Regions from separate parts of the Homo sapiens genome. Here region 1 is linked to region 2. The links are chromatin loops, found by intact Hi-C in ENCODE. Cell type or tissue: heart left ventricle. All regions are shown on one strand. Each heading gives the region's core, and the rest is flanking DNA. Links, peaks and the distances in the headings are about the cores only.

Evidence for each region. Hi-C counts contacts between places; a loop is a spot of excess contacts. Peaks named below come from ENCODE experiments on the same cell type or tissue, not always from the same donor. Only the 100,000 strongest peaks of a DNase experiment are listed, where the experiment ranks them.
Region 1: it touches region 2 in a loop (11-fold over the local background); 71 of 110 quality-filtered maps call a loop at or near these places.

What each region holds. Positions count from the first base shown.
Region 1 is chr15:56,492,448-56,503,187 of GRCh38, forward strand. LOC105370832 (a long non-coding RNA gene) reads right to left here. Exons shown (of 4, transcript XR_007064652.1): 2 at 4,466-4,626; 3 at 3,236-3,344; 4 at 1-53. Among named protein-coding and RNA genes, the nearest start is that of MNS1, 33 kb to the left of the region's middle. In heart left ventricle, for the core only: a CTCF peak has its summit at 4,290 (motif pointing right); no DNase peak of the experiment used is centred there.
Region 2 is chr15:56,864,893-56,875,632 of GRCh38, forward strand. No RefSeq gene overlaps it. Among named protein-coding and RNA genes, the nearest start is that of LINC03065, 17 kb to the right of the region's middle. In heart left ventricle, for the core only: a CTCF peak has its summit at 4,893 (motif pointing left); a DNase peak (open chromatin) is centred at 4,872.

The DNA.
Region 1 (10,740 bases), core at 974-8,973, 370 kb before region 2:
GGCTGTCATCCAGCTTCCAGCTAAGCTGAGGGCAGGAGACTGAAGACTCATGTCTAGAAAGAAGAAAGAATAGCAAGTTGATTGGGCAGTCTTCTAAGTTGAGTTTGCAAAAAGCAGTGCATTATCCAGTACTCCTCTGTGCCTCCCATACTGCTGTCCTGGCACCCTCATGCTTTTCCTCTCCCTCTAAATCCTAAGGGAATAAGAAAAGGGAGATAAAAGCAAGCAAACAGAAATAAAAAAAAAGGATATTGCGTGGAGACTTTCTTTGGCCACTAGAGATGCCCAGTGAGGGTGAGCCAGATGAGCAGAATCAAGAACAAGGCTGGAGCTGCTACTCCTAGAGGTGGGGCAGGACAGAGTTCCAGGCAGCATCAGGGAGAGAAAACAAGGGTGTCCTGACTTGTCTGGAACCTGCTGTTCAGGCTGGAGGGCTGTGGAAAGCCAACCCCAAGGAAGAGTAAGGAATTAAGAGGAGAGGTCTGAGCTGCAGAGGGCTAGGTTGCTCCTGTCTGTGCTGTCTGAACTGCTCAACCACTGTGGCTTTTCTCAGAAATAGGCTCCACCTGGCATCCCTCCAGATGAAGTGCAAACTCTAGAGGCAGAGTATGGGCTGAATTGAGAGAGAAGTGGCCAGCACTCATGCCCAGACTCCAGGAGCACAGTTTGAACCCTACATAAAATAGAGTGGGGGCCAGGACTGCAGCAGGTAGAGTAAACACACGGTCTAACGTGCTGGGGCGAGACCAGGTGGGGTCAGTGCCCTGTCTCTGCCTGACTCTGCCAAAGGAGAGTGGGACTGGAAGCTTCCCTGCACTTGTGGGGTGTGGATAATAGGGGACTAGTGAAATTTAGAAACAAGAAGAGAGGCAGCTTTCTTTCTATGGGGGAGCTGGGGTTGGCCACATCAAGAAGAGCTCCAATTCAGGCAGATCAAAGTGTTCTTTCAGTAAGCCCTCTGGAGGCTCAGTGTCTTAGTCTGTTTTGCGCTGCTATAACATAGCATACCTGAGAAGACTGGCTAAAAGCAGAAATTTATGTCTCATATTCCTAGATGCTGGCAAGTCCAAGATCAAGGTGTTGACATCTGACCAGGGCCTTCTTGCTGTGTCATAACATGGTAGAAGGACAGAGAGAGAGGGACCAAACTCGTCTTTTTATAAGGAACATGCTCCTGCCATAACCGCATTAATTCATTCATGAGGGCAGAGCCCCCATGATCCAAACACTTCCCATTAGGCCTCATCACCCAACACCATTGCTTTGGGAATCAAGCTTTCAACATGTTAACTTTGGTGGGTCAGGGAGGAACATTCAAACTATAGCACTCAGCATGAATTGTAGCCACAATCACAGTTGGCACATATGACTCTGTGGTCTGGTTTTAAATTGGACTTAAAGCTTGGTAAAGGCCAAAATGCATTCAAACTTGGGTACTCTTCCCCAAACCCCACATATCAAATCCTTCAAGATTGGGTTCAGGTGCCACTGTCTCCATAAAATCATCTGAGTCTCTCAGCTGACCCACTACCTCCCTCACCTGAGATTCCACAGCCTTGTTTTCACCTTCCACATGGGTTTCCATCTTTGATAACTGGTGCACACGTACTCTTTCTCATGCCTCACTGAAAGGTCTGTGAGGCCAGTGCTCCTTTCTTGGGCATCTCTGTCTCCCCCTACAGCACCCAGCACAGTGGCTTGGAAGTTTCACTAGATGCTTGTAGAACAAATAGAGCAGCAGTTCTCTGGATCTGTTTTCTATTGTGTTAAAGGCAGAAGCTATATAAATGTTTCCCCAAAGTCATTTTTCTGATTCTCTAATTTAGGTTAAGTATTAAATACCTACCACATATCTGATCTTGTGTGTTCTGATTTCAAAGAAATGAAAGACACAATTGTGATCTCATTGTGGTAACACAACATAGAAGGAACAATTAGACTATGAGACTAATATAATAAATTGCTTAATTGTACCACATTGTAAGAGGAGATCAGAAGAGGGAGAGCTGCATGTGGTCCAGGGAGGGAAGGGAGAGCTAAAAGGGAGAGTAGTTGGTTACACTAAGCTTTGAAGATGGGTAGGATGTGCACAGGATGGCAGCCCTACTGATGTTGCAGCCCTTGCCCTTGATGCCCTGCCCTGGGCCTGGAGCCTGCAGTGACCCATCTCCTAGAGCTGTCCTGGTTTTCTTGTTGTTGGTTATGCCTCCCAAGCAGAAATTGCAGTAGTTATTGAGAAGGGACAACCATCAGGACACTTCTTGGATTTTTGTTTCTCATAAACTGAGAAAACTGGGCTGGGCTGGCTGAGAGTCCTCCGTGACTACACCCTCCTTCTCAGCTAAGTAGGAACAAGTTTCATTACAATGCTTTCCACTTGTCAAACACAGACCTTCCTTGCCCTGATCAACTGGGATGAAAGCTCCCCACTTCTTATGGGGCCACCCACAATCTGAGGCTTTACCCTTGCCATGACACTTGGGGTATCTTGTTCAGAGTTCCCATCATCCAGCTGTTGGAAAAGTAATTCCAGTACTCAGCTGGTGGTCATAGAAACTTAACTGTCCTCAGTTCAGGGATATAAGATTCCTTTAAGCCCTTCTACCTGAGAGATTAGACTTTCATTCCCCAGAGTCTGGTCGAGGTCTGGTTTAATAGGTAAGACAGAAAGCCATGGATCCTCAGAGGTAAGTTTGTGCTTTATCTGTCAACATGAGACATGGTGAACAGTGCTGCCTGGAAACCAGTCTCAGGCCCCGGTTTTGCCCTTTCATCCAGATAAAGCAATTGCTCTGGAATAACATGATCTGCGAGTCCAACAAACAGGCACACCCTACACTCAGCACACAGGCTGGCATTGTTAATATGGCATGCTTTATGGCTTCCCAAGAGAGCTTTGCTATGTTTCCTACCATGGCCACCATTTTCCCTCCCCATATAAGTCTTTACATCTTCAGTGCCTAGCCCAGAACTGGCATGCAAAGACATTCTATAAATGATGCTGAATCCTGAGGGAGACACTTGGCAGATGAATGACACTAGCTAATACAGCGTTTAAAGGCATGGTGTGACACAAAGATAAACATAAATATCCTCTATTTCTTTCACAACAGTAACTTTGAAACCCCATCTTTTGGAAAAGCATTGTCTCCACTATGATGCACACGTCAATGATTCTGCTTATCAAATTCTGTTGAGCCAGCATGGAAGGAACAACTCTCTGTAGTCTATTTACCTTAAGGAGCTCAGTCACATGTCCAGCTCGCAGCCTGTTTATCAGGATGAAGGATGCTCTCTGGAGAGAGCAGACAGCAGGACAGGCCGGGCTCAGATGACAGTCTGCCCTGTGGAGATTGACTTTAATGAAGCACAGAATAAACAGGAAGATTAAGAGGGTGCAAAAATCAGTGACAAGTTCTAAGTTCACCTCTCTGTTGGAAATGAAATGTTCTCTGTACACCTGAGAGCTGTCTCTGGGCTATAGATGAGGGCATCTGTTTGGTTGCCAATGATTCCATGCTATCCAAATCAGCCTCTATGTGAGCGCAAAAAAGTTTTCTCTTAATTTACAGACGTACTTCTATGCATTTTATTTAAATCTACCCACAAGGAAATTTTATTTAGAATGAGTAAAAATATTGGATTTATTAAAGGGTTTGAGAAAATATTTAATAGGCTAAGATGTTACCCTGACAAGCAGAGATTAAATGTTTTTAATATTGATCTTTTATAAAGTCCTTCCACATTCCTTTGTGCTGAGAAATCACGCTTTCTCAGCCATTCGTGACATAAAGGTGTAGTCAGTCCTGTAGGGATGGCTCACCTTATAAAAGAACTAAGTTCCTGGATTTAAATAAAAACAAAAACTAGTTTTCTTCACAACACAATGCTACTTGTTTAGGAACTTAATGTCATTTAGACATTTCATTGTACATTGTTTCAGTTCCTTATTTCAAATATGATTTTCAATAAATATTTAAAAATCTAAGTTACAAAATAACCAGAGGGAATAGTCCAGAATTCACACCCATCTTTTGGAGATGACAGTTTTGTTTAGAGGATCCAAATGGAAATATTTTCTCATGTCATCATTGTATGTTTTTCAAAAACATAGATATTACTAAAGGTGATAGCAAAGTATTCATTTTATATATATAGCATATTCCTTATTATTTAATCAAACTGTGAGAACAATTCATGTGTATGTGTGGGTGTAAACATATTGAATGCTTATCGAGCATCATGTAATCCTGCTGATAGTATTGTAGCATTTGTACCAGTAGATGGCACTCTGATTCAAATTGATATTCTAAGCTCCCTGTTGTCCAGCAGTATCGTTTCTTCGGTGGTAAATGGTAAGCACAGTGTACTAATCTGCCGGCATGTACCCAAGTGAAAATGTGTCGTAACACAAAAGTAACTCAAAACAAGATTTGCAGACTATTTTAGGAAAGCTGACATGTACCTGGGTAGAGTGCACAGTCATAATACAGTAATCAGAATGCCTGGATCCAGAAGGGATTCGTTGAGAACTTCTCTACTGAAGGGGCTCGTTAAGTAGACTTCATGGAATGGAATGGAAGGAACATGTGGCAGCGAGAAGCAGATATTCTAGGTAGACGTTGCCTTTAGGAAGGTAACCAGAGAAGTAGTTATGAGGAATGTGATATAGTTTGGGTCTACCTTGAGGAAGTCCTCTGAGACAGGCTTAAAGTCAATATTTAAACTTCATACCATGAGGAGAAAGTGGAGAGGGGGCAAGAGAAACACAAGCTAAGCAAAAAATAAGCAAACAAGACATGGTCAGCCAAAGTTATGCCTGGCATCCAATTTTCACTTTTGATTATTTATCATAGTAAATAAAACTCAAATCAGCCAACTGAGCCGCCATTTTTAATTTGGGGTTGTAAATAAGTGTAAGTTGTTACATTTATATTTTACATTATGTAATTCTGGAGATAATTCAACATATCTTAGTCAAATGGAAACACTGAGTTTTCCACCTAAATGTAGAACTCTGAACCACATGTCTCCGGCACTTCAAAAAGCCATCCACTAGTCTTTAATTTTTCGTTACCTTAATAAGTAATTTCCTAACCTTCTGGCTGTTTCGTCTGCAAATTCTGTGTATTGTTCATTTATTTTGCTTAAACTTACAATAACCGAGAGGTCACAGGGAAAGAAATGTATGTGTGATTAGGATTTCATTTGCAATTATTTTTAGAGCATTTGAGGCAATGGAGGAGTCTTAATTGGTATTATACTTTCTAATGCAAATTCTAAGTTAAAGCAGGAAAGAGATGTTTTAAATAATTCAGCAGCAACTGTACCAAATGAAGAATTAGTTAAATCTCTTTAAGGTCTCAAGTACATAGTAAACCATTAATGAAAACTACGTTGTTTAATCTACAGAAAGTGTTTTCCGTTTGCCATATGTTACCAGGACTATCACTAAAATAGTAATTTACTGTGAGGATGAGGCTTTAAAATGCTGTGCTGAGGCCCTGGGTTCTGGAACCACTGGCTAGGTCAGCACTTTGTGGTTTTAAGCAGCGATGTGCCTTGGGTAAGAACAAGAGAATGAGGTTCATTAATTCTTGAAATGCCTTAAACACAGACATTCTGTACTTTTTTGTTGTTGTTTTCTTTTTTGGAAGGGTGAAAACATCCTTAAATAGGTTTAGTACAGAGATTGGTTAGTTCTCCTCAAGAATAATAACATCTCCCTTTGAATTTCCATGACTGTTCATTGGAACAGGGCTTTGAAATTTGCTGAAGCCAGGGCTTTTATGTGGCCCCCATTCTGACCAACAGAACCAGTCTACAGATGACTAGGTGAAGTTAAGCGTGGAGTGTGGTAGAAAAGCACAGAAGAAATGGAGCTGCCATGGTGCGGATCAAACCCATGACCGAAGTCGTGTGGGCCACTGCTCTTGAGCACAGCCAGTCACTCTGAGTTTGTCACTGCTGCTGCCATTGTATTGCAGGTTTGCTGGCCCTGGTATTTTAAGATAGTTGGTCACATTCCTTAACTATGAAAATACATGTCCTGTTCAGGTAAGTTCATATGACTAGAGGGAGGTGCAGGGTTGTATTAAGTGGGGTGAATGGTAAAAGATTAATCTAGAATAATAGGAAAGAGGGTCACATTATGGAAAATGTTGGACACCCAGGACTTGGGTCTCATAGAAACAGGTCTGAGGCTGAGAACTTAAACACATTCTGACTTAGTCCCAGTAGTTTATTACACATTTGCCAAAGGAGTTGTAACTTAAAATTTTATTTCCAACCATAACCCACAAAAAGAATCGCATAGCCCCTAAAATATTCATGTTATTGCTGCTGCATGTTCATGCTAGAATTTGAGGTTTGCCTTCAGCTACACCTTAGCACAAAAGAAATCATACTAAAAATAATTGCCATAAAGGCATCAACTTGCTCATTTGCTCTCTTTCACTGTAAGACAATAAACAAATTAAATGATATCTCATTTGCCTTTATACATTTGCATATTTAAATGTTTGGAAACTTCCCTGCTAAGGAAATTGGGCCTCATCAGACAGACTAGTAGTGGGTGAATACCTAAAAATTTCAAATGTATTAATTCTTTCTGATTATTATTAGAAATTTTCATCGACTGTTAGACTATATCAATGGCATATTGTTGAATAAATGAAGCAGATTAACACAGCAGTATGCCATTGTGAAAAAAAAGTGATATACATGTTATATATTTATTTTCCAAATACACATAATGTGGTAATACACCCACACATAAAAACCAGTATGTCAGCTTTGGGAGACCGAGGTGGGAGGGTTACTTGAGGCCAGGAGTTTAAGATCAGCCTGGACAACATAGTGAGATCCTGTCTCTACAAAAAAATAAATAAATACAAAAATTGGCTGGGCATGGTGGTGCATGCCTGTAGTCCCAGCTTACTCAGGAAGCTGAGATGGGAGGATCAATTTAGCCCAGGAGTTGAATGCAGCAGTGAGCTATTATTACCACTGTACTCCAGCCTGGGCAACAGAGCAAGAGCTCGTTGCAAACAAAGCAAAAACCAGTAAGTCACCATCCCATGAGTACAACTCAAGTCATATTAACATTTAATAGCCAAACTAGAATGGCCCTGAGTCCCTCTTCTCTTTATCTGGTTTTTTAAAAAGTTCACGTCCCAAAATATTTCTGAGAGCCTCAGGAATGCTCACATGCATTAAAAAATATTAGTCGCAGGCTCAACCACCCATTAATGTGTAGCCTTCGTTTACATTTCTGGTAAATTTTATATTAGTTCACACAAAGCATGAACTATGAAAAAAAGGGGGTTCCAATTTAAATAGCCACTTCTGCCAACCAAAGCACAGAGCTTTCTCATTTTATCTAGGCAGTAGCAGTTTGGAGGTGATAACAAAGTATTCCCTCTCTTTGTGTTTCTCAATGTCCAAGATGTCCCAAAGTAAGGTAGTTTGATGTCCTAGTGTTCCAGTTCACAAAAGGTACACACATGCACACACACACACTTGCACATTCACATATACATATACACATTGCCTTTTTCCAGTCTATATACCACCCATAGAACCTAAATTGAAAGAACTTTCTTTAACTTTCTCATCCACTGTGAAGAAGCCTTCAGCCAAGCCTCACTTGCTTCTTCCTGCACTTCCACTCTTCTCACAACGACTGTAAATAAAACACATGCCTCTATAAAGGATAAGTTCTCAGCATACTTCAAATTGGATACAGAAGGTTAAAAACAACAACAAAAACGACTCCTCCCGACTTCATCCAGCCCTATGTCCAATCTCGATTCATTGACACTCACTCAACTCTGGATCAAGATATTTTAAGTCCGAATGGCCAACTTTTGTTCAGAAAAAAAAAAAATCAAGAGGACTTCTGGTTTCAAATGTAGCATCAAAACAAGCTGGTTTCACTCCATTTCCTTGTCCCCCGGAGAAACCCAAAATCAAATATACAGTGCCAAGATTATCACCAACAAAGTTCCAGAACTCAAATATGAGGATGAGACAGTTCCCAGGGCCACAAAGAAGTGAAAAAACTATGAGAAGATGTTAAGAGAATCAGGCTTCCATATGTACAGCACCTGTTATGCTGCTCCCTGCCCCCCAGCACCAAGTACACAAAAAAATTTCTCCCTGATTCATGGTTTTTTACACTGAAAAAAAAGTCAGAGTGAGGTGAACAATCAGCTTCTCCACCATCTTGGGTTCTCAGGCAGGAGATCTATCCTTGCCTCAACTCACAGGAAGCACTGACAGTACCTGAAGGGAGACTATCCCTCAGGACAGCCAGAGACAAAGGGGGAAGTGGGACTACCATTCCCAGCCCTGGAAACTTCTTTGTAACTCAACCAAAGGAGATGCCAAGTCACAGAGGTTGTTCAGCAGCATCGTGCTGTAGGAGCTCCATTCCACAGGTCCTCTGTGCAAAAGCCAGCCTTCCCACATTACTAGGATATCCCCTTTGGGACCTCCCTTATTTTAGATGGGTGGCATTCTGAATGTTTCCTAGAACCAAAGCAAACCTAGGCTTAAGGCTCAATCTAGTACTAGGTAAGCAGCAGCAACCTAGCAGGAATAAAAATTTAAAAACAAAATCAACAAGAAAATTACAAAGACTCTATAAGCAAACATATCCAATAAAAAAGAAAAAAACAAGCCAGACAGAGAAGATGGCAATAAATAATTCTTCAATGCAAAGACATAGATATACATGCACAAGAAACAATAGCAAAATGGGAATCACAACGTCCTCAGATAGGCAAAGCAAGGAATGAGTGACTGACCCTAACAAGATGGTAATATGTGAACTCTGACCAAGAATTCAGAATAGCCATCTTAAGAAAACTGAGAAAAAAATAAAACTTAACCAAATAACATATAAAGGGGCTTCAATTCATCTGCCAACAGACTTCTCAATAGAAACCATAGAGGCCAGTAAGAAGAGGGATGACATTTTTTAAATGCTGGAATAAAAAATCTGCTATGCAAGAATATTGTATCCAGCAAAGCTATCCTTCAAATATGAAAAAGTGCTAAAGTATTCCCCAAAAGAAAGCTGAGAAAATTCACCAACACTAGATCTGTCTAACAAGAAATGATAAAAGGAGTTCTTCAATCTGGAAGAAGAAAAAAACACTAATGTGCAAAAGAAAACTATTTGAAGGTATAAAACCCACTGGTAAAATTAAGTACATGGACTAACCCAGCAGACTCTAATACTGTAATTATGATGTACAATCCACTCCTAAGTCTAGTGTAAAGTCTAAAAGACAAATCTATCAAAAACAATAATGCCTACAGCAACCTGACAAGAGATAGACAAAATAAAAATATGTAAATTGATAGAAAATAAAGTCAAAATGGTTAGGGGAGAATAAAGTATAGAGGACTTTTTTCATTATTTCTTTTTTTATATTATTTTCTTCATGATCTAAGATAAGTTGGCATCTCTTTCAAATAACTTGTGATATCTATAAGATGTTTTTTGTAAGCCTCATGGAAATCACAAAGCAAGAACCTATTATCACTTTACTAAAAATAAAAAGCAACAAATTAAAACATACTACCATAGAAAATTACTTAACGATGAAGGAAAACAGTAAGGAAGAAAGAAAAAATAGGAGTTACAAAACAACCAGAAACAAACAACAAAATGGCAGTAGTAAGTCCTTGTTTATCAATAATAACATTGAACATAAATGGACTCAGTTCTCCAATTAAAAGCCAAACAATGGTTGAATGGATAAAGAAACAAGACCCACTATATGCTGCCCACAAAAAACTCACTTCATCTATAAAGAGACACATAGACTGAAAGTAAAGGGGTAGAAAAAGATGTTCCATGCAACTGAAAACTATAAAAGAGCAGGTGTAGCTATAATATCTATCAGATGAAATAAACTACAAATCAAAGACTATAAAGAGAGACAAATAAGGTCACTATAAAATGATAAAGGGGTCAATTTAGCAAGAGGATATAACAATTATAAATATCTAGGCACTCAACACCAGAGCTCCTAGGTACATAAAGCAAGCATTAATAGATCTAAAGGGAGAGATAGACTGCAATACAATAATAGTAGGGGACTTCAACACCCTACTCTCAGTAACGAACAGATCATCTGAGAGAAAATGAACAAAGAAACATCAGTTAGGCCTAACTGACATTTTTAGAACATTTCCCCCAACTTCTGCAGAATGCACAATATTATCATCAGCATATGGAATATTTGCTAGACTAGATTATATCTTAGGGCACAAATCTTAAATTCAAAAACAAAGAAATTATAACAAGTATCTTTTCTGAACACAATGGAATAAAACTAGAAATCAATAACAAGAGGAACCTTGGAAAATATACAAACACGTGGAAATTAAACAATATGCTGCTGAACAACCACTGGGTCAATGAAGCAATTAAGAAGGAAATTTAAAAATTTCTTGAAATGAATGGAAATGGACATATAATATACAAAAATCTAGATAAGATTAAGACTAAAAATACACAATATCAGTGAAACAAAAAGTTGGTTTTTTAAAGGTCAACAAACTCAATAAACCTTTACCTAGACTACCAAAGAAAAAAAGGGAGAAGACCCAAATCAATAAAATCAGAAGTGAAGGAGATATAACTGAGATCACAGAAATACAAATAATTGGAGATTATTATGAACAACTATACACCAACAAATTTGAAACCCTAGAGGAAAGAGA
Region 2 (10,740 bases), core at 927-8,926:
CCATTACCCTGATATTAGAACCACACAGACACATAACGAAAAAAGAAATTTACAAACCAATATCCCTCATGAACACAGATGCAAAATGCTAAACAAAATTTAGCAAATCAATCAATATTTAAAAAGGATAAAACATCATGACTGAGTTAGGTCTATACCAGGAATTCAAAGTTGTTTTACTTTCAAAAAAATTATATAAGACACCATATAAACACTAATTTAAAAAGAAAAGCATATGATAGTCTCAATAGACACGAATAAAGCCTTCGAAAAAATCCAACATCGGTTTCTGATTAAAAAAAACTCTCAGCGAACTAGGTATAAAAGAGAATACTCAATCTAATAAACAGCATCTATAAAAACAAAAACAAAAACCTACAGCTAGCATCATACTTGTAAAAATTAAAGCTTTCCTCTAAGATTGAGAAAAAGACAAGTATGTCTGCTCTCACCACCTCCATTAAACATTTAACTGGAGGTTGTAAGCAAGAAAAAGAAATTAAAGGCATCCAGATGGAAAAGAAAGAAGTAGAACTGTCATTATTTGAAGACAACATGACCATCTATGTAGGAAATCCTAAAGAATCTACAAAACAGGTACTAGAACTAATAATGAGTTTAGCAAGCATGCAGGATACAAAATTAATGTATTAAAAAATCAATTGTATTTCTATTTACCACTAATGAACAAGTGAAAATAAAAAAAAATTAAAACAATATCATTTATAATAACACCAAAAACTAGAAAACATTTAGGGATAAATCTGACCAAAGATGTAAGAATCCTGCATACTGGAAACAACAAAACATTACTGACACTGATTAAAGAAAATCTGAATAAATGAAGAGATATACCTTTTTCATGCTTCAGGAGGCTCAATATGGTTAAGATGTCAATTCTTCCCAATTTGAGCTGTACATTCATTTCCATCTCAAGCAGGCCTTTTGGCAGAATTTGACAGGCTGATAATAAAATTCATGTGGAAATGCAAAGGATCTACAATCGCCAAAACAATTTCAAAAAAGAACAAAAAATTTGGAGAGCTAATGCTACCTGATTTCAACACATATCGTAAAGCTACAGTAACCAATACAATGTGCTATTGATAATAAAGATTGACAAAGAAATCATTGGCACAGGATGGAGTCCAGAAATAAAACCATGCATACATATATAGACAACAGATTTTTGACAAAGGTGAAAAGGCAATTTAGAGGAGAAAGTATACTGTTTTGAACAAATGGTGCTAGGACATGGAAGAAATATATATAGCCTTGAATTGTAGAGAGTTTCACAGGGCATGTCAGATTTGGCAGATTGGGCTACATAAAAATTTAGAATTCATGTATGGAAAAGATAACCTAAACTAACTAAAAGATATGCAATATATCTTTCGAAGACAAGCTATATTTAAAAGATATACCAACAGGCCAGATGGCATGGCTCACCCCTGTAATCCTAGCACTTTGGGAAGCAGAGGCGAGTGGATCACATGAGGTCAGGAGTTCCAGATCAGCCTGGCCAACATGGTGAAATCCCAGCTCTACTAAGAAATACAAAAAATTAGCCAGGCAAGTGGTGCATGCCTGTAGTCCCAGCTACTTGGGAGGCTGAGAAAGGAGAAAGGAGAATCACTTGAACCTGGGAGGCCTGAGGTCGCAGTGAACCAAGATCGCGCCACTGCACTCCAGCCTGGGCAACAGAGCGAGACTCCGTCACAAAAAAAAAAAATTAAATTCCATAATCTATCAAGAGTTCCTGCAAATTACTAAGTAAACGACAAAGAACATTAACAGACAAATCACTGGAAAAAATATAAATTTCAAATAAACCAATAAAAAGTTGTTCAACATCATTAATAATTACAGAAGGCCAATTATTTTCCCACAATCTTATTATTGAAACTATTAAATGTGGATAACACTCCCCCAAATCCAGACCAGTTATTTAATATGTTTTAGGAGTAGGTTGTCACTTCTCTAGAAACAGGAACAGAAACATGATCAAACTTCTGCTTACATTTGTCAATATGACCTTGAGAAAAGAGTATCAGCGCACTGCATTTCCATGCTCCACTCTGGGCAACAACGGAGGTAAACAAGATAGGCCTCCAGTCCTTGTCAGCTGTAATGTATTGTCTCAGATGGACTTAAAGGCATATTTTCTCTTAATTCAAGGGAAGATGACTCACCTTTCCAGAGTGGTCTGTCAGTGACATGCTATGCTAGAGACTTTGCATTAATTATTTCTTTTAATCTCTACCACAACCCTGCGAGGTTTTTATGGATGAGAAAACTGAAGACGCTATGTTAGCATTCCCCAGCCTTTTTGGCACCAAGGGCTGGTTTCATGGAAGACAATTTTTCCACAGATGGGGGAAAAGTTTGTCCATGGCCCAGGGATTGAGGACCCCTGCTCTACATAACCAGCGATATACTTCAGTGTCCATGTTTCTTTCCACTGCATCCTAAAGAAAGGAGTTCTCCTCTAGGTGGGGGGACAGACTAGAGTGTGAAAAAGGCCCTAAAAGACACTCAATAGATCAAAAGTATAACAATAAGTAAAAGTTCCACATAAAATGCTGAAAACAATTTTAACCTTGCATATGTCTGTGATAAGCACTGATGTTTATGATGTTATTTTGTGTTGCAATTTTAAAGTGAAAAGAATGCTGGTGTTGGCAATAGGCAGACCTGGTCTCAAACCCCAGCTCTGCTGCTTACCAGTGGTGTAATCTTGGTCAAGAACCTGATTCTCCACACTGAACTCTGACTTTACATTGTCACTATTGAGTGCAATGTATAATCCTATGATAAAGTTAATCATCATTTGACTTGTTTGGGGGTTAGTTCCTGTGACTATCTTTTCAAACAATATTGAAAATTGTGAGCAGCTGTAAGACAATCACTTTGTGTCACTGACAACACTTAAAAAGTTACTTGTACATTAAGAGTTTAACACACATATTTATTAGATGAATATTTTATTAAACCCAAGACAAGATAGGTTGACAATACTAAGAGCTGACAAAGACAGGGGAAGGCAATCTGGGTAGGAGAACAATTTGCCAGTGATTACTAAAAAAAGTGCTATAAAGAATAAGACCCAAATGTCTGCCATACGTCCTTTCACACCTTATTTCATGCCTCCCCAACCCAGTACCTTGATCACTTGACTTTATTTCAATCCTTTGGATTAAGAGAAAACAACTTAAGAACAGGGATTATGTTTTATTCGTCCTTGAATCTTCAGAAATAGCATAATAAGGTGCTCAGTAGATGACTGTTGAAGTGAACTGAATGGTAACTTAAGAAGCAAGAGATTATTATATGCAGAATATTCATCTCAAGAGGGAAAGCTAGTTTTATGTATTTTCCATTGTGATTCTTTTGTAAGTAGGGAAATTCTATGCCAAGGACTGAAAAAAGCACATCATAAATCATGGTTCAGTCCATCTGAGTACTGTTTTAATTTTAGCGCAGCATGTGTTGAACTTCAGTGCTCTTGATTTACACATTCCTAATGCAAATATATCAAATTTTCAATTATTCAAGGGTGAATTATCAAATTTGTAGATTAGCTAGGCTTTATGCTTATTCTACTCCCTTTAGGTACATAGGCCTTTGGGCGCCTTCTCCTTCTTCCTTGTGCTTGAATGGCAGTGGGATTAACTCATTAAGAATAAAGGAAACATCTGTGTTGCTTAAATGACAGTGAGGATCTTGTAGAAACTCAGTACCACCTGTATGTAGTTCTATTACTGGTCATAAATTCAAATAAAACTGTCACAGTATTCAAAATTCAATGGATATTTCTTGAAGTAGTTCATCAGAGAACAATTTTTCCTCATGTCAGAGAAAGAACTAAATGAAGCATTTTATTTACAATAATAAAAAATGTTATATTGATTCAAATCACCGGCAGTGTCCACAGACACATGACAGAAAGCGGACATACACGTCGTGGAGATATTTGGCCAATCACATTTATCCCAGCTTGACTATGTCTTTCATTTAGTGACAGGAAATCTACTATCAGCCCCTATCACTTCAATGGTCAATTAATTAAATATTTTGATTCTATTCACATCCTTTGCTTTGAGCCACTTGTAATCATCTCATAGAGGGAAGAAAAAGCAATCATGTTTATAAATTATGAGCATTTTCAACACAGTTGAATGTAATTTATTCTTTACTTCTTACGTTTTTCTATCACTATTAATACTTCATGTAGGTGTGAATATAAACCTTGATGCACACAAACACATAACTCCCAGTTGAATGTCAACACCTTCAGAAAGAAAAAAAAAAGACTTGTATAAGGAAAACAATGGATAAGCTTTATGTGTGTGTGTCATACAGTGAATGTATATAACTACACATACATTCATGCATTAACGATAGGGATGCATTCTGAAAAATCCCTGACTAGGTGATTTCGTCATTGTGTGAACATCATAGAATGTATTTACACAAACCTAGATGATATAACCCACCACACACCTAGGCTATATGTTATAGCCTATTGCTCCGAGGCTTCAAACCTGGACAGCATGTTACTGTACTGAATACTGTAGGCAATTATAACACAGTGTAAGTATTTGTGTTTCTAAACATAGCTAACCATAGAAAAGGCATAGTTAAAATGCTGTATTATAATCTTATGGGACCACCACCCTAAACACAGTCCACAGTCCATCATTGACTGAAATGTCATTATGCACACATAACTTTACGTGAAACAGAAAACAATGAATTGTGAAGAAAATAAACAAAGTAATTGAATGGTGGGATGCAGAGCTACCATGTATAGCTGCATGGATTGTCCACTGCACAATTTCAGGAACAGCAGTCACTCTGACTACCAGGTGGATGGCGCCCCCTGGAGTTGTACAATATGGCAGTCTTGGTGAACTTTTTTTCTTTGGGATTTAAACATTTGGGTTTATCAAAACGATTAGACTGTGACCACAGCTTCAGGTCACACTTCCTAATCTCCTAGCATCCTTAGAAGTGACTTGTTCTCTCACAAGCTGATGTGGGAAGGAGAAAGAAAAGTGGAAAGGATAGGAAAATGTATCTATATAGAGGTAATTTGACAATAACAATAGCTAATATTTTTTGGAACTTTTATTAGGTGCCAGGTGTGGTTCATCGCACTTTGTACACATTAACTCTTTATTTAATTTTTTTTTTTTCTTTTGAGACGGAGTCTCGCTCTGTCACCCAGGCTGGAGTGCAGGGGAGCTATCTCGACTCACTGCAAGCTCTGCCTCCCGGGTTCACGCCATTCTCCTGCCTCAGCCTCCTGAGTAGCTGGGACTACAGATGCCTGCCACCATGCTTGGCTAATTTTTTTTTTTTTTTTGTATTTTTAGTAGAGACAGGGTTTCACCATGTTATCCAGGATGGTCTCAATCTCCTGACCTCATGATCCGCCCACCTCGGCCTCCCAAAGTGCAGGGATTACAGGCGTCAGCCACTGCGCCCGGCCTGTACACATTAACTCTTAATCCTTATAACCACCCTAGTGGTAGGTACTATTCTTATCCACATTTCACAGATAAGGGAATTGAGGCTCAGAAATGTTAAATAACTGGCCCAAGACCATGTTGCAGTAAGTGGGGAAGATGTCAGGTAGGAATGAGAGAGCTGATAGACTCTTCTCCTTTGCAAAATTGTGACTATCAATTGAAGGTCAATTAGAGGCTCCTTTTATTTAAATTTTTATTTGCTCTTCCTAATATAATTATTTTTATGGGAAAAAGCAGTCTCTTAGGAAGATCTATCTTCAATCATAAAGTCAGATTTGGGCCAAGTGCAGTGGTTCACGCCTGTAATCCCAGCACTTTGCAAGGCCCAAGCAGGTGGATCACTTAAGCCCAAGAGTTCAAGACCAGCCTGGGCAATATGGCAAAACCCTGTCTCTACCCCCACCAAAAATACAAAAATTAGCAGGGCCTAGTGGCGCACACCTGTAGTTCTAGTAACTTGGGAGGCTAAGGCAGAAGGATCGCTTGAGCCAGGAGGCAGAGGTGGAGGTTGCAGTGAACCAAGGTCGCACCACTGCACTCCAGTCTGGGCACCAAGTGAGACCTTGTCTCAAAAGAATATATAAATAATAAAAATAAAATCAGATTTAAGAATGAAAGAAAAGTTCCAAATATAATTACTGACAAAATAATAATAAATCTCCAGAATAAGCCCCCAAATTAAAGTATAAAATGTCTAGGATTACATTTACATTTAACACAAATGCTAAAGGGATAAAGAATAATTCTTAACTGATTAGCTAGCACTTTCTGCAGATGTCTAGCTTCTAGAATGAGTAAACAGAAATGTTAGGAGATGAGAAAACATCACAGAGGCACTGATTAAAAAAAAGAAAAAAAGAGCAGTAAATAAACATAGGGAGAAGCAGTCACAAGAACTTCCACAACTAAAGGAAATGGGAATTGGGGTAGGCCATGGTTGCTAATACACAGCACAGGAGACCAAGAATATTTCTATAGTGAGTCATCGGCTTTTGTATACCTAATTGATTCCTTGTTTCATAACTTCCAGATATCTGAATTTCTACACATTCAACTTACTATATAGAATCATATTCATGTTGAAATGGCATCAACTTTGCATGAAATTTTAGTTTGAAAAAGCAAATGAATAAAATTATGATGTCAAATGCAGTAAGAAATTGCAACAATGGTCTTTGTGTTTTTGCTCTCACTGCCCACTCCAATGCTGCTGTGTTCAAATAAATTATTTCAGCAAATAAAATATTTAGAGCTATAAAGGAATATGGTAAAGACAAAGATAAAATACCATTTGTAATATGACTACTATTAAAGCTCTGGCTTGCAGATTGCTGGCAAATAGTCTATTTTCCAGCTTGTCAAAACAACCCATTCTCTGAGCATGTTCAGAGCTTGCAGAGGTCTTCATTTATACCAGAATGGGAATTGGAGAAAGAAAAACATTTTGAAAATGATCTGCAGAATACATTGTTTTGTAAAATATCTAATCAAATGAGAGCAGCCTGTCAAAGTCAAGAAATGTTACTTACTCGGCTACAATAGGTATGATGCAGAACTGGCCACCCACTCACCAGCTGCAGAAAATGAATTTAAAGTAAGCTGGTCATTTGTCCTCAGACAAAGTACAACTGCCAAATATTTTATCCCAATTTGTCATCCCTGCTCTATTCCAGTGAATTCCATCAATCCAAGGCCAGTCACAGTGTTTAGTCTCTCCAGAACAATAAGCTTAACCCAACAGGTTTATTTGTTTAAGTCATCTGGTGAAATCTTTTAAATTACGCCTTGTTTCTAATACCGCTTGTATTTTGCATTCACGTAAGCTTCTGCTGCAGCTGCTTGAGAAGAAAAGGAAAGGAGGCTTTTGCTGAGCAGTGAGAAGAGAATACATTTTTAAACTTTCCTTTCTTTCTCCTAAAATTAGCACCTGGCATATGGAATATTCAGCAGGTGGCTCAGCAGGGAGAGAGTTACTGTTTTTCTTACCTGCCACTGAGATGTTTGACATTTTGACTTCATAAGGAACAAGATTCTTGAGGCCATCAGTGTGTGTGTGTGTGTGTGCGCACACATGCACACACTCATGCACTAATGGGCATGTTGAGGGAAGTCCCATAGAGGACTTCTGGAGGACAGAGTGTAAGAGACAGGAGCTACTAACAGACAAAGTTATACAATTAAGAAACATTAAATATCAGAGAGGGGAGTACGTTTCATATTGTTGAAACTGAATAACTAATTCAATTCCCACTAGTATCGGAGAATAGGAAATTGCTTTGTAACTTAAAGAACTTCAGAAATTACACTTTATAATATAATAGGAATGTTCTTTGAATATTGTTTGAAGACTCTGATGTAAAGTTCACTGAGATAACTTCCCCCAGATGTAGGAAAAGTAGCTATTGAATCAGAATTTTACAAACATTTATAAATGTCAACAATCTGTGTCATGTACTATTCTAGGCAATAGAGCATCAGAGAAAAAAGTGGAGTTCCAAATGCGAAAGATATTTAGAAAGTATAATAAACTAACCTTGGATATGGGCAGTGAGGGAGAGAGAAGAGTCTCAGATAATCCCCAAGTCTCTGGCTTGATGACTAGGTGAATAGTAGGATCATTAAAGATGTCTGACAAGAGACCACTAATTGCTTGCCTAATATTCATTCTACCCATTTTCTATGTAACTGACCTATATAGCATTAATATAAAAGATAGCAACATGCCCAGCTAAAAACCACATTTCTCTGTCTCCATTACAGATAGGATTGTCTAATAAGACATAAGCAGACATTTTGGAATGGGGCATCCGTGAGAGCTCTCTAAAGTATATTGAATAGCAGGGTGGCAGCACTTTTTCTTTACCTTTCTTCTTTCTGCCTGGAATGTCAAGGTTAAAGCGCCCACAGCTGGTTTGTGACCATGAGGTAACTTGAAGATAAAAAAGCTTCATGGTAAGGATTATAGAACAAAAAATAGGAAAGGCCTAGATTCCTGATAATTGGTGATTCTTCATACTGGAATTAGCCCTGGGTTAATTAGCAACTGGGTTGCCTAACCCTAGAGTTTTATTTTGATAGAAAAATTAATCTTTACTTTGCTTAAGCTGCTGTTATTTCAGGTCTCTGTTTAGCCATCAAAACTAATCCTAACCGATACTCAATGACAGAGAATCAAGTTGCTTGGTGCTTTTTGGTAGGTGGGAGGGTTAGGATGAAGTTCAGTTTTGGATGTATTGCATACTAAGTGCTGGTAGAATGACCAAAAGTCACTTGGAAACTCAAGCTGGAGATATAGATTTGGGATTGATCCAAATGGGAGGCTAATGTCTACAGCTTATCATCTAGAATCAGTGGTTCTTCATTTTCTTCAGATCAGTCTATGGTAAGAACATTCTGGTTTTCATTTTTAAGCATTTAACTTGCACCTTCCCTTGAATGCAGGGAGTGCAGGCAGTGCAGAACCATAAAAATGAGAGTGCAAGCTGAAACTGTGCAAAGTGATTTTAATAATGGAGGCCGGGCGCGGTGGCTCATGCCTGTAATCCCAGCACTTTGGGAGGCCAAGGCAGGTGGATCACGAGGTCAGGAGATGGAGACAATCTTGGCCAACATGGTGAAACCCCGTCTCTACTAAAATACAAAACATTAGCCGGGCATGGTGGCACGTGCCTGTAATCCCAGCTACTTGGGAGGCTGAGGCAGGGGAATTGCTTGAACCTGGGAGGCAGAAGTTGCAGTGAGCTGAAATCATGCCACTGCACTCCAGCCTGGTGACAGAGCAAGACTCTGTCTTAAAAAATAATAATAATAATAATCAATGGAACAATTATGACTATCCTGTGACCTTTAAAATGTTTGTCAAAACATGAAAGCTCTCTTACTGTCAATTATAAATGTACAGAGAAATGGAAAAAATAGTAAGGCTATTATTTTGTAGTAGTAGTCCCTCCTTATCTGAGGGTGATACATTCCAAGACCCCCAGTGGATGCCTGAGACCGTGGATAGTACCAAACCCCATACATGCTGCGTTTTTCCTAAATATATATGTATCCATGATAAAATGTAATTTATAAATTAGGCACAGCTAGGCACGGTGGCTCATGCCTGTAATCCCAACACTTTGGGTGGCCAAGGCAGGAAGATTGCTTTAGCTCAGGAGTTCAAGACCAGCCTGCGAAACATAGTGAGATCTCGTCTCTAAAAAATTAAAATAATGTTCTGTCATAAAGGACACAAATTCTCTGTTATCCAATAATCTACTAATCTGAATCATCATCTGTTCATTCATGCATTCAGTAAATATGTGGTAGGCACTGTACACACATTTGGAATATATTATATCCATGAAAACAACAGGCAAACATCCTTGCCTCTGTGATGCTTACCTTTTAGTTGGTAGTCATGGGGGGCTGAAACAGGAGGCAACAAAAATGAAGCCTACTATATTATTTGAGGTGGATAATAATGATGCGATGATAAATGAGAAAAGTAGAGACATTTAAATGCATGTGTTAAAAAAAAAGGATTAGCAGTCTTGACCAGATGATGAATTGATATTACAGACATACTGTATGAACTTGTAAATGTGATTCCCTAAGAAAGACACAGTATCACTTATGAAGCATTCTGGCTAGATATGCAGAACTTGAATGTAATCATGAGGAAACATTAGACAAATCCCAAATAATGAACATTATATTTTAAAAAAGGAAATATTCTACAAAATGTCAATGTCATATATGCTGAAGGTTTTGTGTTTTTTTTTAAATCTCAATGTTAGGGCTCCTATTGTCATGAATTCTGAATTTACTAAAGGAAAATTATTTATATTTCTATATTTACAGCCAATTTTTTTCTTAGTTTATTTAGAAAATATCTTTTTAAGCACTTGTTATACTGTTTTGGGCACTGTCTTTGCCTGAGTTATTTAGAAAACAGAGCCTAGGCAAATTTAAGGACCAGCACTTTATTGAGAGGTGTAATCTGAGGACATTAAGAGTGCAGAATAGGTGAATGAGGCGGGAAAGGAGGGTAAATTAACGTAAGAGTTCATTTCTGAGCTGGCCACAGCTTCATTAAACAGTATGGTGGGGATCTCTTCAAGACCGCGTGAGTCCAGGAGTTCAAAACCAGCCTGGCCAACCTGGTGAAACCCCATGTCTACTAAAAATACAAAAAATTAGCTGGGCATGGTGACCCACGCCT